Linked DNA regions of Homo sapiens: region 1 is linked to region 2. Evidence: chromatin loops called from intact Hi-C (ENCODE). Cell type or tissue: PC-9. All regions are shown on one strand. Links, peaks and the distances in the headings refer to the core of each region. The heading gives the core; the rest is flanking DNA.

Evidence for each region. A loop is a pair of places that touch in the nucleus more often than their neighbours do. Peaks named below come from ENCODE experiments on the same cell type or tissue, not always from the same donor. Only the 100,000 strongest peaks of a DNase experiment are listed, where the experiment ranks them.
Region 1: it touches region 2 in a loop (24-fold over the local background); 1 of 110 quality-filtered maps calls a loop at or near these places.

The regions. Positions count from the first base shown.
Region 1 is chr5:1,551,462-1,558,959 of GRCh38, forward strand. It overlaps LOC107986397 (a long non-coding RNA gene), which reads left to right. Exons shown (of 2, transcript XR_007059102.1): 2 at 1-4,494. Among named protein-coding and RNA genes, the nearest start is that of LPCAT1, 31 kb to the left of the region's middle. In PC-9, for the core only: no CTCF peak of the experiment used is centred there; DNase peaks (open chromatin) are centred at 3,107, 4,070 and 5,770; H3K4me3 peaks cover 503 bases; H3K27ac peaks cover 369 bases; H3K27me3 peaks cover 384 bases.
Region 2 is chr5:383,288-390,785 of GRCh38, forward strand. All of the region lies in intron 4 of AHRR (aryl hydrocarbon receptor repressor), which reads left to right. The region is part of intron 6 of PDCD6-AHRR (PDCD6-AHRR readthrough (NMD candidate)); the gene reads left to right. Among named protein-coding and RNA genes, the nearest start is that of EXOC3-AS1, 56 kb to the right of the region's middle. In PC-9, for the core only: no CTCF peak of the experiment used is centred there; DNase peaks (open chromatin) are centred at 3,424 and 3,694.

The DNA.
Region 1 (7,498 bases), core at 1,398-6,397, 1.2 Mb after region 2:
GGCACAGCTCATGAACAGGAGACTCGCTGAGAGGAGACCTACCGGGCCACGGAGACAGGGCACCTGCCGTGCTGGAGCTGGCTGGGGTACCGAAGCTGCAATGGGCACCCGGCCTGGAGCTGGCTGGGGTACCGGAGCTGCAGCGGGTGCCCCGCTGGGGATGGATGCACCTCTCTCCCCTCGACTGAGGAAGGGAGCAGGTCTGACCAGGCCTAGAGCCCGTGACTGCTGGGCAGTCACACTGAATACAGAGACTGGAGGCTCTACTCAGGAAGGCAATTTGCAAATCTTCAGCGAGGGAAGCTGCGAGGCTGAGATTCAGGAACAACACTTGCAGGAATATGCCCTGGAGGGACTGACACTCGAGAAGAATTTTTGTTTTGGAATTGTGAGAAACTGAAAATGCCCATCTGCAAGGAAAGTGATAAATGAAGTGGAAGGAGTGATAAGAGTTTTGTACAGTAGTATACGGAACACTCAGTCGAGCCGGATGCGTGACCACGACTGCCCGCACCTGCTCCTGTTGGCAGCATCACCGCGCAGCCCAAGCCCGACAGTGGGATGGGGGTCACTTCAGAGGCCCTGCAGTAACTGTGTTGTGCAACCGGAGAGGAGAGACACGGGTTCTGGGGGACTTTGAAGGCAGCGCTTTTCAGTGGGGGCTCTGGATCTTCGTAAGAGACGGAGTAGAGACGGCAGAGAAAACACCACTTGGAAAGAAGGAGCAATAGCAGATAAACCCTGTGTGGCTGAGCCTGGGGACATGGTGCACAGAAAGGGAACTGGGTGACCTGGTGGACCCTCAGGGTCTCACACGCCAGGCTGGGTGGGACTCGGGAGAGGGACTGAGAGGGGTGAGATGCTACGATACTTCACAAGTGTTCAATTATGACTTTAAGTTTTACCCATTTAGTTTTGTTTTATTTGACAAATTATGGTTTTATATTTTTATTGTAATATTGCTTTTTTCAATTCATTTTACATTTCAAAGTAAAACCATTTGCCTAATCATCAGTCATTTTACTGCTAACAGCATTGATGGGCATCTGGTTTTAGCTTCAGTTTGCAGCCAACCCTTTCGCTTTCAGAGTGAGGATTCAGTTCATTGGCGCGGTTGTGTCTGGCGGCGTCAGCACCCCTGTGACAGGCAGCCTTTCTCCGGGCTTAGAGCGTCAGCGAAGGGATTATTTCAGGCCGACACTTGGCATGGAGAGTTGTCAGGCAAATGCATTTTTGAAGAGTTGGATTTGATCTCAATTATTCCATTTGGCTTTGTGAAAGGAGAGGGTTGGAAAACAGTTTACCCAGCTTCTGGCTCTGTCATATTTTCATTTTAAATCTAAAGGCAACGATGCTGGCAGGCAACCAGCTCTCGGCGTGGACTGACACTTCAGCTACTCTGGGAAAAGCAACCTCATTCAAACAAGCCAGAGCCTTAGTAGCAGCCACCCCACTTTCCCGCCGGGCTGGGCCACGATGCTGACCCAGCGACACACAGCTCCCTTGTGTTCCCGCTGGACGCTGGCCCGGCGGCCGTGGCCTATAGAGCAGGCCCCTCGGTGCATGAAGCCAGCACAGCCCTGGAAATCCCGTGCAACAAAAAGCCTCTGTTCCACCCAGAAGAGCTCTGAGCAGAGAGGGCCCCGCCGAGGCCTGCCGCGACGGACTCACAGATGGGCGCCTGGAGAGAGCGGGCTTTCATTAGGTCAGCCCAGGGGTGGGGGGAGCAGACAGCACTGCTGGGCTTGGCTTGGGAAAGAGGCGCCCCGAACCCGGAGGAACTTCCAAGAGTTTACAGGACGCTCAGGAGCCTCCTTCACTCTGCCTTTTCTTCACGTCCTAAAGTGCACGGAGCTGGTCTTTAGTTTCCAGACAGTGAGCATTAGCCCAGGTGGGCTCTCCTCTGCCAAAGAGGGTCCTGAGGACCCCCACGACTTACAGCCCCCACCACTAGAGCCCCCACGACTTGGAGACCCCACGGCTTAGAGCCCCCACCACTAGAGCCCCCACTACTTAGAGCCCCCACGACTTGGAGACCCCAAGTCTTAGAGCTCCCACCACTAGAGCCCTCACCACTTAGAGCCGCCGTGACTTAGAGCCCCCCACTCCTTTGGATTTTGGGGAGTTGCCCCGCCAGCTCCCCGTCTTTGTGGCTCTGTAATCTGAGATGTCCGGATGGTCCTCTGATAGAAAAGCCCAGCCCTGCAGTTTCCTCTGCAGCCCATTGATGGGGGAAGTGGGGTCCTGCAAGGCTCTGGTGGGCCTGCAAGCTGGGCCTGCTGAGCCACAGGGGCTATTCTGATCACCTCCTTCCTCTCTACCCTATTGGTGAGGGGGACCCGCTGCCCTCAATGGCACCAGATGCCTGAGTGCCCAGCACCCAACCCTGGACAGCTGAGAGTGACAGCAGGCCACGGTCACAGGTGCTGATGTGCGGGTGGAAGGCGGCCCACTCCACTCGGGGACAGGGTGGGCTCTCAGGGGCTGCATGGCTTTGCAGTGGCCGCCCACAGGGTGAGGGGACCCTGGCTCTGTGGGGCTTGGGGCAGGGTGTTGGGAGAATCCTGTGGGCTGGCAGGGATCTGAAGCCCAGCGGGCTGAGGACCAGATGGGTGCTGCTGGTCCCGCTGGTGGAGGAACTGGCAGGGTGGGGAGCCTTTCCCCCTGGGGGACACATCCTATGAGGACAGCGGCTCCCAGGAGGCCTCCAGAGGCTGGGAGGCCTTTCAACGCGAGGATCTTACTGGCCACAGGTGCTGCTCAAACGAACGCTCCGAAAGTCTCAGCAGGTGAGAGCGCAAGTCTCAGTGCCGGAAACTGCTGTGCTGGGGGTGAGGAGGGGTGGACCCAAGGGCAGCCAAGGGCTTTGTGGGGGCACCTGGGGCCCAGGGCACAGGAAGAGCCATGCCCCACATCCAGTGCCCCCAGGTGTAACCCTGCTCCTCATGGCCCAAGAGGTTTTACGTGTGGATGGGTTTTAATTGGGTGTCTGGAAGCAGGTAAAGTTGTGTCTGAGCTTGGTAATGAGAGGCAGGGTAAAAGGGAGGGACATCTTGGAGGTGACATGCCTGATGCAAGGTCTTTACCAAACAGAAACTCCACAGGCCTGACCACACCTGACCAGGGCACAGGGCAGCCGAGGGCAAGGGACAGGTCCTGGTTTGGGGCCACTGCATGTCCTTGATCAAGGCATTGGGTGTTCAGCACCTCATCTTCCTTCTCTGCAAGGTGAGCGGCTTGGTCCCCCAAAACTCCAGTGCATTTATGAATTTTAACTGTTCTACAAGGCTACGGCCAACATGGGTGCCTCCGAGGCTCAGCCTGAAGGCAACATGTGGGGAGCCTGGTGGAAACCAGCCGTGTGGCCGAGGGCAGGCGCGTGCCGGGAAGTGCCCCTGTGCTGCGCTCATTAAGTTGTGATGGTGGCTTGTTAGCAGCTTGTTTTACTTCAAGATACTTCACTACATAAAGATTTTCAATTATGAGACAGATTGAATTGAAAACTGACTTTTCTAAAAACAAGGATTATTCCACATTGCAGAAATGATCCTCAGCTTCAAAGCTTTGTTTTTTAATGAGTGCACCCTTTAGGCATTTGGCACGTCTGGGATCCAAACCCTTGTGTTCATCCTGTGGACTCTGCAAAACGCACAGTGCCTCATGTCTCTTTCTGAACCTGGTCTGGTGTGAGCAGTGAGGAGGGAGTGTCTCAGGCTCCCATGGGGCTGAGGATGGGCTCCACGATGTCCCTCAGCCCACAGAGACAGAGACACACCCAGAACCTCCAAGCCACGGGTCTTGTCTGCAGCTGGGCCAGGTGGACTGCACCTGCCAAGGGAGCCTCCAGGGTGGGTGCTGGCTGGCCGGGCGCCCTCCTCACACACGAGGGCGGGCCAACTTGAGTGGAGCCGTGTCTGCATGCAATGCTGTCTCTGCCCCCAGCAGCTGAATGCCACCTGCTGAGCTAATATTTGCTGAACCATCGAGTCATGGATTCCTTCCTGACAACGTTGCTTAAGTGTTTATCCGAGCAAGAGCTTGGGTCAAGGTTGCCCTCGTCTCCCTGCCTCCCTCTGCAAACACCATTCAACTGCCAGCAGTGCCCTTGATGTCCCGTGTCCAGCTCCTCTGAGTGTGGTTTCCTGGCTCATAGTTGCCCAATGTACGGCATTCCTTGTGGTGAACCACAGGGCTGGCCCAGGATTCTTAGATGTCGGAGGAGGCGAAGATGCCACGTCCAGCAGAAAGAGCTGCACAGTGGCGGCCGCGCGTCAGAACGGCAGCTGTGGGGTGGCTGTGGAGCGGGGCGCCGGCGGTGGGTTGTTTACCACGAGCTCTACAACCAGTGGCTGTGTCTGTGTTTTTTCTCTTTAATGGAATGAAGCAAACGCAGGAGTGCCATGTCCCTGCAAGGACACAGTAGGGGTCTGGGTGATTTAGGGCCCTGGTGAATTCACACCCTCCAGGACATGAAGCCCTGTTTTCTGCACCATTTTACTGATGAGAAGCTTGAGGCTGAGAGAGGCCACTGGAGCAATCTGAGGGGAGGCCAGATCAATGCTGAGCCCTGCGGGCCTCACCTTGCAGGCCACAGCCTCCCTTATCATCTCTCCAACCCCAGCCGAGGCCCTAGGTCCACCCCATGTCCGGGTCATGATCCAGGAAGGGGTCAGTGCTGATCTAGAGCCTGGCGACAGAGCCCCTGGCCCGAGGCCTCCAGGAAGGAGTGTATCTCCAGCTTGCTGCCCATTGGCTGAGGACAGCGGGCTGGGGCATGAATCCCACGTGCGCGCAAGTGCCATTTTGCTCTGTGCTCCATGAACACAGGTGCCCCGAGCGCCTCCTGAGTGCCATGTGCAGAGTGGGCGGTGCCAGATGGGGCCCACCGTTGTCCACAGGGCTTGTGGAGGTGCTGCCGTGCCTCCCAGATGCCCTGTCTGGGCCTGTACCCCTTTGCCGAGTTGAGGAGGCTGTGTACCTCTTTGGGAGATGCCTGGGAGGTCACGAGCACAGACTGTGGGTGGCCCAGAGCCAATGACTGACAGTGGCGGGTGCCATGGCCACCCTGGCCTCCCCAGGGCCAGCAGTGGGGTGCGGGTCACTGGCTGACAGGGACCCCCTCCTGACGCCTGGTCCTGCCCTATCCTGCTCGCCTCGCCCCTTACCCTCAGGTTTCTCCTGCAGGAATCCCCATGGGAGTGCTGGCTGCTGAGGGACGGAGCTTCCCTCCTGGTGGGGCTACAGGGTGAGGAGGGCTTCGCATGGCGGCGGCGGCAGAGGGAACGGTGCTGTGAAGGCCCTGGCAGCACGAGAACAGGTCCACGGGGTGGGGGGGGGGCGTGGGGGGGGCATCGGAATAAATGGAAGAAGAATCGATATGATACAATTTAGCGCTTTAAATTATGCACTTTTATGACATGGAATTGTCTTAAGAAAATACCACGTGACAATGAAGGATGCAGAACTGTGCGACGTCAGCCCTGAGTAGACACGAACACGCAGGAAAGTCCCGGAAGGCCTGTGGCCATGGTCTTCAGTTTCTTCCTTTCCCTCAATGCCTCTTCCAGTTTTGTAGGGTTAGCACGCATTGCTTTCATAAATAAATACAAAATAATAATGTGTGACATAGAAGGGCCAACTTCTTGAAATGCTGAACTCAGGTAACTGTTTGACTCTAAACTGGTTTCTGGAAATGGTTTTCCTGTTTCTCATGAACTGCTCAGGTGGGCAGAGGCCACTTACAGTTGGCAAACGGCAGAGGGCCCGGGTGTGGAGCTGTGGCCCAGGCTGGTAACGGGGAAGTTCCTCTGATTCGGGGTGAGGTTGTTCCCAGTGCATTTCCAGGCACACCCACCTCTCTGAATTGCTGAAACCTTTGCGCCTCCTCCTCAGGTGGAGCCCACACTACACTCCCCTGTCAGCTCAGGTCATGTGTTTTTTACCTGGGGTGAGCAGGGCCCAGCCCACCGCGTGGGTGAGAATTCGGTGAATTCCCTGTGTGTGGGTTTCTGCGTGCCCCACGTGCGTGCACCAGGGCCAGGTGCTGTTTCACTCACAGCCGGGAGCTCCATGGCCCTGGATGGTAAAAGCGTGTTTCTCCCCAGGGCCTGACTCTGCCTTGAGATGCTGCCTTCCTCTAGGGACCTCTTGGAGCGTCTGGCTGGGTCCCTGCGTCCAGCTGTGGATGAGAGAGCTGGGGGCTCAGTGGACAAGTGGGGGCGTGGTGGGGTGGGAGAGAGCGCCGGGGAGCGTGGCATCCTTGCCCCCTATCCTCCCAAGCAGGAGCAGTCATGTGGTCATGTCTGAGTGTAAGGGCACAGAAGCCAGTGGCCCCGTGCTGTGGGAGGGAGTTGGCTTGGCCAGCACGCTGCCTTGTTGCTGCACTGGTGCCTGAAGCATGGCTCCTGATCGGCGTAATAAATGCCAGCTGCCATGGGAAAATGTGTCTCAAAGTGTGTGCATTGCTACATCCAAGAACAAGCCACTTTCTAAGACGAAAGGAGCATATCCCAGGCATTTTAGCAGTAATTGGTCTCACATCTATTCCTATTACATCTGCAGTGACTTCCTTCACTGAAGGCTGGAATCCCTGAAAGTCATCCATGAGGATTGGAATGAACCTCTTCCAAACGCCTGTTCATGCTGACACTTTGACCTCCTCCCATGAATCATGAATGTTCTTAGTGGCATCTAGAATAGTGAATCCTTTCCAGAAGGTTTACAATTTACTTTTCCCAAATCCATCAGAGGAATCACTAACTATGGCAGATACAGCCTTAAAAAATGTATTCCTTAAATAATAAGGCTTGAAAGTTGAAATGAGTCCTTGGGCTGTGGAATGGGTGTTGAGTTAGCAGGCATGGAAACAAGATTCATCTCCTTGTTCATTTCTATCAGAGCTCTTGGGTGACCAGGTGCATTGTCGGTGAGCAGTAATATTTTGAAAGGAATCTTTTTTTCTGAGCGGTAGTTCTCAACAGTGGGCTTAACATAGTCAGTAAACCGTGCTGTAAACAGACATGCTGACATCCAGGTTTTCTCGTTGCATCTATAGAGCAAGGCAGGGTAGACTGAGCATGGTTTTTAGGGGCCCTGGGATGTTCAGAATGATCCATAAGCATCGGCTTCCAATGAAAGTCACCACTGCACCAGCTCCTAACAAGAGCGTCAGCCTGTCTTTGAAGCTTTGAAGCCAGGCACTGACTTGGCCTCTCTAGGTAGGAAAGTCCTAGATGGTGTTCTTCCAATAGAAGGCTGTTCTATCTACATTGAAAATCTGTTGTTAAGCGCAACCACCTTCATCAGTGATCTTAGCCAGATCTTCTGGACGCGGAAGGTAACTTGCTGCAGCTTCTCCATCAGCACCTGCCGCGTCACCTTGCGTTTTTATGTTATGGAGACGGCTTCTTTCCTTAAACCTCATGAACCCACCTCTGCCAGCTTCCACTCTTCCTCTGCAGGTTCCTCGCCTGTCTCAGCCTTCACAGAATTGAAGAAA
Region 2 (7,498 bases), core at 1,343-6,342:
AGGTTATTCTTGATTTCCTATCTAGTCTCAACCTGAGAGAAGAATGTCAACATCTTAAAGTACAATTGTGGATTTTTATATTTCTCTTTTTGGTCCTTTCAGATTTTGCATTATGTATTTTGGAATTCTGTTTTAGGGTACATACTCATTTAGGATATTACTGTGTTTTCTTCATGAATTGACCCTGTATGTAAAATGCCTCCTTATTCCTGGTAGTTTCTCTTGTTCTGAAATCCACTTTGTCTGGTACTAATATAGCATTCCAGCTTTCTTTTCTTTTTTTTTTTTTAATACAGACAGGGTCTTGCTCTGTCACCCAGGCTGAAGTGCAGCAATGTGATCATAGCTCACTGTAACCTTGAACTCCTGAGCTCAAGAGATCCTCCCGCTTCAGCTTCTTGAGTAGCTGGGACTACAAGCATGTGCCACCATACCCAGCTAATTAAAATTCTTTTTTATAGAGATGGGGATGTCCCTCGTTGCTCAGGATAGTCTAGAACTCTTGGCCTCAAGCTGTCCTCCCACCCCCGGCCTCCCAAAGTGTTGAGATTACAGGTGTGAGCCACCACACCCAGCCCCCAGCTTTCTTTTGATTAATGTTTGCTTGGAATATCTTACTCCATCTTTTTACTTTTAATCAATTTATGTCATTATATTAAAAGTGTGTGTTTTGTTGGCAGTATGTAAGTTGGGCCTTGATTTTTTTTCAATCAAGTCTGACAATCTCTGTCTTCTAATTGGTGTGTTTGGGTCATGTGTCATGTATGTTGACCCTGTATGTAAAATGCCTCCTTATTCCTGATAGTTTCCCTTGGTAATCATTGATATTATTGGATTTAAGTCTACTGCTTTATTATTTTTCTATTTTTTGTTCTCCTCTTTCATCTTTTCTGCCCTCTCTTTGATTATGGGAATATGTATTGGTATTACATTTTAGCTTATCTATTCGCTTTTGGGTGTATATTTTCTTATTTTTTAGTAGTTGTTGTAAGGATTATAATATATAAATCCTACTTTACAAAGTTGAAATTTTACTACTTCAAGTAAAACCTCAAAACCTTAAGCCACATAAATCCTCTTACACTTTTGCTTTATATTTGTCATATGTATTATATCTACATACATTAAACCCTCCAGACAATATAATTTTTTTGAGATGGAGTTTTGCTCTTATCACCCAGACTGGAGTGCAATGGCATGATCTCGATTCACTGCAACCTCCACCTCCTGGGTTCAAGCGATTCTCCTGCCTCAGTCTCCCGAGTGGCTGGGATTACAGGCGTGCACCACCATGCCCAGCTAACTTTCATATTTTTAGTAGATGGGGTTTCACCATGTTTGCCAGGCTGGTCTTGAACCCCTGACCTCAGGTGATCTGCCTGCCTAGGCCTTGCAAAGTGCTGGGATTACAGCCACCGCACCCGGCCCAGACAATATAGTCATAAATATTTTAAAGAACTTGAGTTTAAAATAGTATACATATTTTCCCAGATACTTGCCACGTCTGTTGTTCTCCTTTGGTTCCTGAGGTTTTGCATTTCCCTGTGGTATCAGTTCTGTTTAAGAACTCTCTTTAGGCCGGGCGCGGTGGCTCATGCCTGTTATCCCAGCACTTTGGGAGGCTGAGGCAGGCGGATCACAAGGTCAGGAGTTCAAGATCAGCCTGGCCAACATAGTGAAACCCTGTCTCTACTAAAAATACAAAAATTATCCGGGCGTGGTGGCACATGCCTGTAATCCCAGCTACTCAGGAGGCTGAGGCAGGAGAATTGCTTGTACCCGGGAGGTGGACATTGCAGTGAGAAAAAACAAAAACAAACAAACAAACAAAACTCTCTTTAGCACTTCTTATGGTGCAGGTCTGCTGGTGATGTGTCTTTTATTTATCGTTTTTTTTTTTCTTTTGAGACAGGGTCTCAACCTGTTGCCCAGGCTGGAGTGCAGTGGCATGATCATACCTTACTGTAACCTTGAACTCTTGGACTCAAGAAATCCTTTTGCCTCAGCCTCCCAAATAATTAGGACTACAGGTGCACACCACCATGCTCAGCTACTTTTTAAATTTTCTGTAGAGATACAGGGTTGCTATGTTGCCCAGGCCAGTCATAAACTCCTGACCTGAAGCAGTTCTCCTGCCTCAGCCTCCCAAAGTGCTAGGATTACAGGTATAAACCACCATGCCCAGCTTCGCCTCCATTTGTGGTGAATACTTTTGCTGGGTATAGAATTCTGGGTAGTTATTTTTTGTCTAGCACTTTAAATTTGTTGTCCACTATCTTCTGGCCTCTGTGGTTTCTGATGAGAAATTCACAGTCATTCAAATTATTGTTCCCTGTGTGTTATGTGTCATTTTTCTCTGGTTACCTTTATGACTATTTCTTTATCTTTAATTTTAATTTTGATGCTTAATTATGATGTATCTGAGCTTAGATATTAGAGATTTTCCTGTTTAGGGTTCGCTGATCTTCTTGAACCTGTTCATTTATTTCACCAAATTTGGGAAATTATTCTTTATGGCACCCATCTTTTTCTTCCCCTCCATTTCAGAGACTCAGTTGATGAAAATGTTAGACTTTTTAATATTTCCTCACAGACCTCTGAGGCTGTGTTCATTTTTTTCAATGTTTTCTTTCTCAGACTAGATAATTTCTGTTGAACTGCCTTTAACTTCACTGATTCTTTTCTCTGTCGCCTCCATTTGCTATTAAACTCATCCAATGAAATGTTTACTTCATGTATTTTATTTCTCAGTTCTAAAATTTCAATTTCATTCTTTTTTTCAGTGTCTGTGTATCTGCTGGGACTTTTTAGCTTTTTTTTAAATTTCAAGAGTCTTTACCTTTCCCTCATGGAGTATGGTTATATTGGCTGTTTAAGATCCTTATCTATCATTATATCATCTGTGTCATTTCGGAGTTTATTCTCTGTTTATCATCTTTTCCCTTGAATATTAGTCCCATATTCTGGTTCTTAGGATGTACAGTAATTTAGGATTGTGTGATAGACAGGATAATGGGCCCAAAGCTGTTCACATGCTGATTCCCAGAGTCTGTGAATATGTCACTTTACGTGGTAAAAGGGATCATGCAGATGTGATTAAGCAGGTCTTGAGGTGGGGAGATTATCCAAGCAGGTTCACCGTAATCACAAGAATCCTTAAAAGTAGAGAATCTTTCTCACTGGGCCAGAGAAAGAGATGTGGCAACAGAAGAAGGGTCAGAGTGATGCTGCATAGCTGGCCTTGGCCCTGAGCCAAGGTGTGGAGCGCAGGCAGCCTCTTGAAGCTGGGAAAAGCAGCAAGATGGTTCCCCCTAGGCCTGCAGATTCTGGAGCACAGCCATGGGGCTCCTCGCTTTAGCCCACGGAGATCATTCCAGGCTTCAGCCACGGGTCTGTAGGGAATGTGTTTGTGTTGTTGGAAGCCATGAGTGTGTGGTAATGTGCTACAGCAGTAACAGGGAGCTAACCCAGACGTCATCCCGGACACTTTTCACCTGTGCCCTGAGGCTCTGGGTCCTGGAACTAACCCAGACTTCATCCCGGACACTTTTCACCTGTGCCCTGAGGCTCTGGGTCCTGGAACTAACCCAGACTTCATCCCGGACACTTTTCACCTGTGCCCTGAGGCTCTGGGTCCTGAGGCACCATCTAGGGAATGTGGATTATTTTTTGTTTTGTCTTAGTCACAGGCAGCCCAGTAGTGAGGCTCAGCTCGCAGGTTCTCTCTCCTTCTGGGAGCCTTGTTTCCATATCCGTTTGATTGTCAAAGCCTCTGCTGCACGGGGTGGGTCTGCCCCTGACAGGCAGTCCTTGGGGCCTTGGGCACAGGTTCACGTCAGTGCAGCTCAAAGTGCTTTACGCTGTGTCTCTGGTGTGTTCCACACCTGCAGCTTGGGATGAGCCAGGACACGTGTCAGTTCGTACACAGAAGCGGGGTCCTGTCTCCTGCTCTCTCCTCTGCTTACGTCCCCCACCCTGCTGCCTCCTGGGGATGACTCCTGGTCTTCTGATGAGAAAGACGATGTTTCTCTTGGGGTCATAGCTGCCATTCCTGCTGCATGGTTCTGTGCAAACAGGCTTGCTGCCAGGACAAAGTGGTGAGAGAAAGGGAGGAAAAAATAATGAGGATTGCCCTCTTCTTGTACAGCAGGGACCCCATTGTGGGGGTCCTCCATCCACAGGGACGGATTTTCTCTCCAGGTGCTTATGTGCACACAAACCTTTGCCACAGCAGCCACGCAACAGGCACACAACAGCCATGCAGCACGTCCCTCCACCTGCCTTTCACCCTGTCTGCTGAGGGATGAGGCACTGTTGGAGGTCCTGGGACAGGGGCCTGACCTCCTCAGCCTCTTCTGTGGCTTCTGACAGCAGCAGTGGTAATACCGGTAACACATAGTGGTGATGGTGGTGGACGCTCGTGTTTTCTGAGTGTGATCGTGTGTCCATACGCTGTACCTGCCGGAACTTGGCGACACCATGTCAGCTTCCTGGGGCAGCCTTAATGAATGACTGCAAACTGTGTGGCTCGAACAACAGGGGTTATTCTTCACAGCCTGGAGGCCAGGAGCCAAAACCAGCGCCGATGGGCTGCAAGCGAGGTGTTGGCAGGACGGGCCCCTTGACAAAGGCTCTTGGGGAGAGTGTACTCCACACCCCCTCGCTTCTGGAATGTTCTTCTTGTGAATCTGCATCTCTGTCAGTGTGTCTGGGTACAAATCTCCCTCTTGTAAGGACAGCAGTCATACTGGATTTAGGGCCCACCCTAATCCAGTGTGACCTCATCTCAGCTTCGTGACATCCGCCACTGTCCTATGTCCCAATACAGGAAGGTCACATTCATGGGTTTGGAAGGAAATGAATTTTGGAGGACACCACTCAGCCCAGTACCACTGTGCTTACCTCACAGCTCTATCGTACCAGACAGGGGAAAGCTCAGGTTGGAAGAGCTCAGGGTTGGGGCAGAAACTCAGGCCTCCCCCCGTCCCGAACCCAAGCCCTGAACTGCTGTCGTACACAGGGCTCAGTGCGACTGCGCCTGGGGCTGCCCCAAGACTGTGAAGCTCATGGACTCACGCAGCCATCCATCGATGGCTATGGGGAGGGTACCTGCCATTACCTCTGTTTATGCTTGGGGAAACTGAGGTGCTGTGAGGTTGTATCTGTCACACCCTTGTAAGGAGGGAGCCGGGGTCCCCACTGCTGCTTTTCTCCCAGGGGGAGCCTGGAGGAGTGGGGTTTGGACACCCGGCAGGTCTCTTCCAAACCAGGGCGTCTGCGGTGGCCCTGAGCCGAGGCTGCTTCATGCCAGGCAGCCCTGAGGGGCCGAGCCGACTGGAGGGGCACAGCCTGGCATGGGGCTTGGTGACATGAGGAGCGGGGGTGTCAGAGCCAGGGGCACCGTCCTCCCATTGGCCAGGACGAGGACTAAGCTGTGACCCCTCTGGGCCCTGAAGAGCATCTCGGGGGACTTCAGTTTCAAACCTCAAAGCCACTGGGCAGAGGTTCCGTCCCGCTGGCTGGATGGAAACAGGAAGCTGGCAGGAGGACAGTGTGGCTGGGCCAGATGCCTGAGGACACAATGCTCATGACAAAAGCAGCAGGTGCGGAGGGTTTCCGCCGGTGCCTCGCACAGGAGAGAAGATGGAGCCGAGTGAGGACCCAAGAGCAAAGGGCCCCAAGCAGTTGTCACCTGAACGGGAGGGCTGGCTGGGGCTCAGGGCTGTCCTGGGGGCCCTGCTGGGCCAGACGCCCCATGAGCCACATGGTCACAGTCTGGGCACGATTCTCTCTCCTCAGGGAGACCATCTGCGGCAGGGACCAGCCGCCCCATGAGCCAGGTGGCCATGCTGACGATGCCCTGGCGGAGGGGAGCCCGGGGGCCCAGTGGGGTTGTGGGGGTGTCGAAGGCGGGGGTGAGGGAGGGGGGTGAGCTGGGGCTGGACAGTGAGCCGAGGCTCCAGCAGATGCGGCTGAAGGAACAAACTTTAAGGGAAGAGGCTGTGAACCAGGCAGCATCCACAGTGCGTGAGTCCACGTAAAGCCCTGAAAACCAGAGAGATCGCTGGGAAGTGGCACAGTGGCCACCGGTGCCCGAGCGACTCGGATCACATTCTCAAAGTGAATCAACGACACCAACATCAAGCCACATTCAACGCGAGGGAGCCACGTGCTGCGTAGCCGGAAATCCCAATGCGTGATGCAGCTGGACGTGCTTCAGATGCTGCTGAACAGTCGAGGAGCCCTTAGCCACCCAGGTCCCCCCATTCTGTGGAAAAGCTCGAGGGGCTCTTCCTCGGCCCTGCAGAGGTGGCAGCTGGGAGCCCTGGACACCGAGCCCGGGCCCTTCCCCCAGACCAGCGTCAGAGCACTGCACGCCTCCACCACAAGGCCTCTGGGGGGTCTGACGGCCCAGAGAAAGGACCAGGGCGCAGATATGGCGGCCCCCAGGACACACGGCACAGGCCCGCTCTGGCACCTGCGCCAGCATTGCTGGGTTCTTAAGGAAAGAGGCCACCGTGAAAGACAGGAGTGAGACCCAACCTGAGAAGACGAGCTGGAGGGAACAGAGATGCACAGAATGAAGAAAAGACAGAGGCAGGAAAGGAAAGGGTGGGGGGAGGGGAAGGGAGGGAGGGGGAGGGGGAGGGGAAGGGAGGGAGGGGGAGGGGAGACAGGACAGAGGCTGGAAAGGACAGTGATGCGCAGAATGCAGACAGGACAGGACAGGAAAGGAAAGGAAAGACAGAGGCCAGAAAGGACAAAGATGCGCGGGACGAAGAAAAGACAGAGGCCGGAAAGGACAGAAACACACGGAATGAAGAAAAGACAGAGGCCCGGCATCTGTGGCACAACGCGGGGACTGCAGTCAACGGTAACTTAATCGTACATTTAAAAATAACGAAGAGTGTGATTGGATTGCTTGTAACACAAAGGGTAAGTGCTGAGGGATGGACACCCCATCCTCCATGTGACCGTTATGCATCACACGCCTGCATCAAAACATCTCAGACACGCCATAAATATATACACCTACTGTGTACCCACAAGCATTAAAATAAAAAAATTTCTTAAAAGAAAGACAAAGGCAGCTGTCATCAGGATCCTCGGAGACCAGTGAAAGCACCGCACCGACCAAATGAAAATCAGTCGCTGCAGAAAGAAAATTCAGACATGAAAACGGCTCAACAATTAAAAGCATGAGAGCAAAAGCCCTAACGATCCCGGAGAAGCATTTGACGTTAACGCTGAAGAGGTCTTTCCATGAGTAAAGGAAAAAGAGGTGGAAATAATAAAGTCAGGAAAATGAGCAGAGCCTGAGAGACGCCGGGGGTCAGAGCTCCAGGAAGATCGGAGGGCAGGGAGTCTTCAAGGGGAGGTTGAGCTGGCTTCCCAGAGCCCAGGGCATGAGTTTCCGGGTTGGAAGTTCCTGCTGGGATCTCTGTGAGATTCCACACCCTCGTGGACAAGGAGAAGATCCTAAATGCTCCCAGAGAGG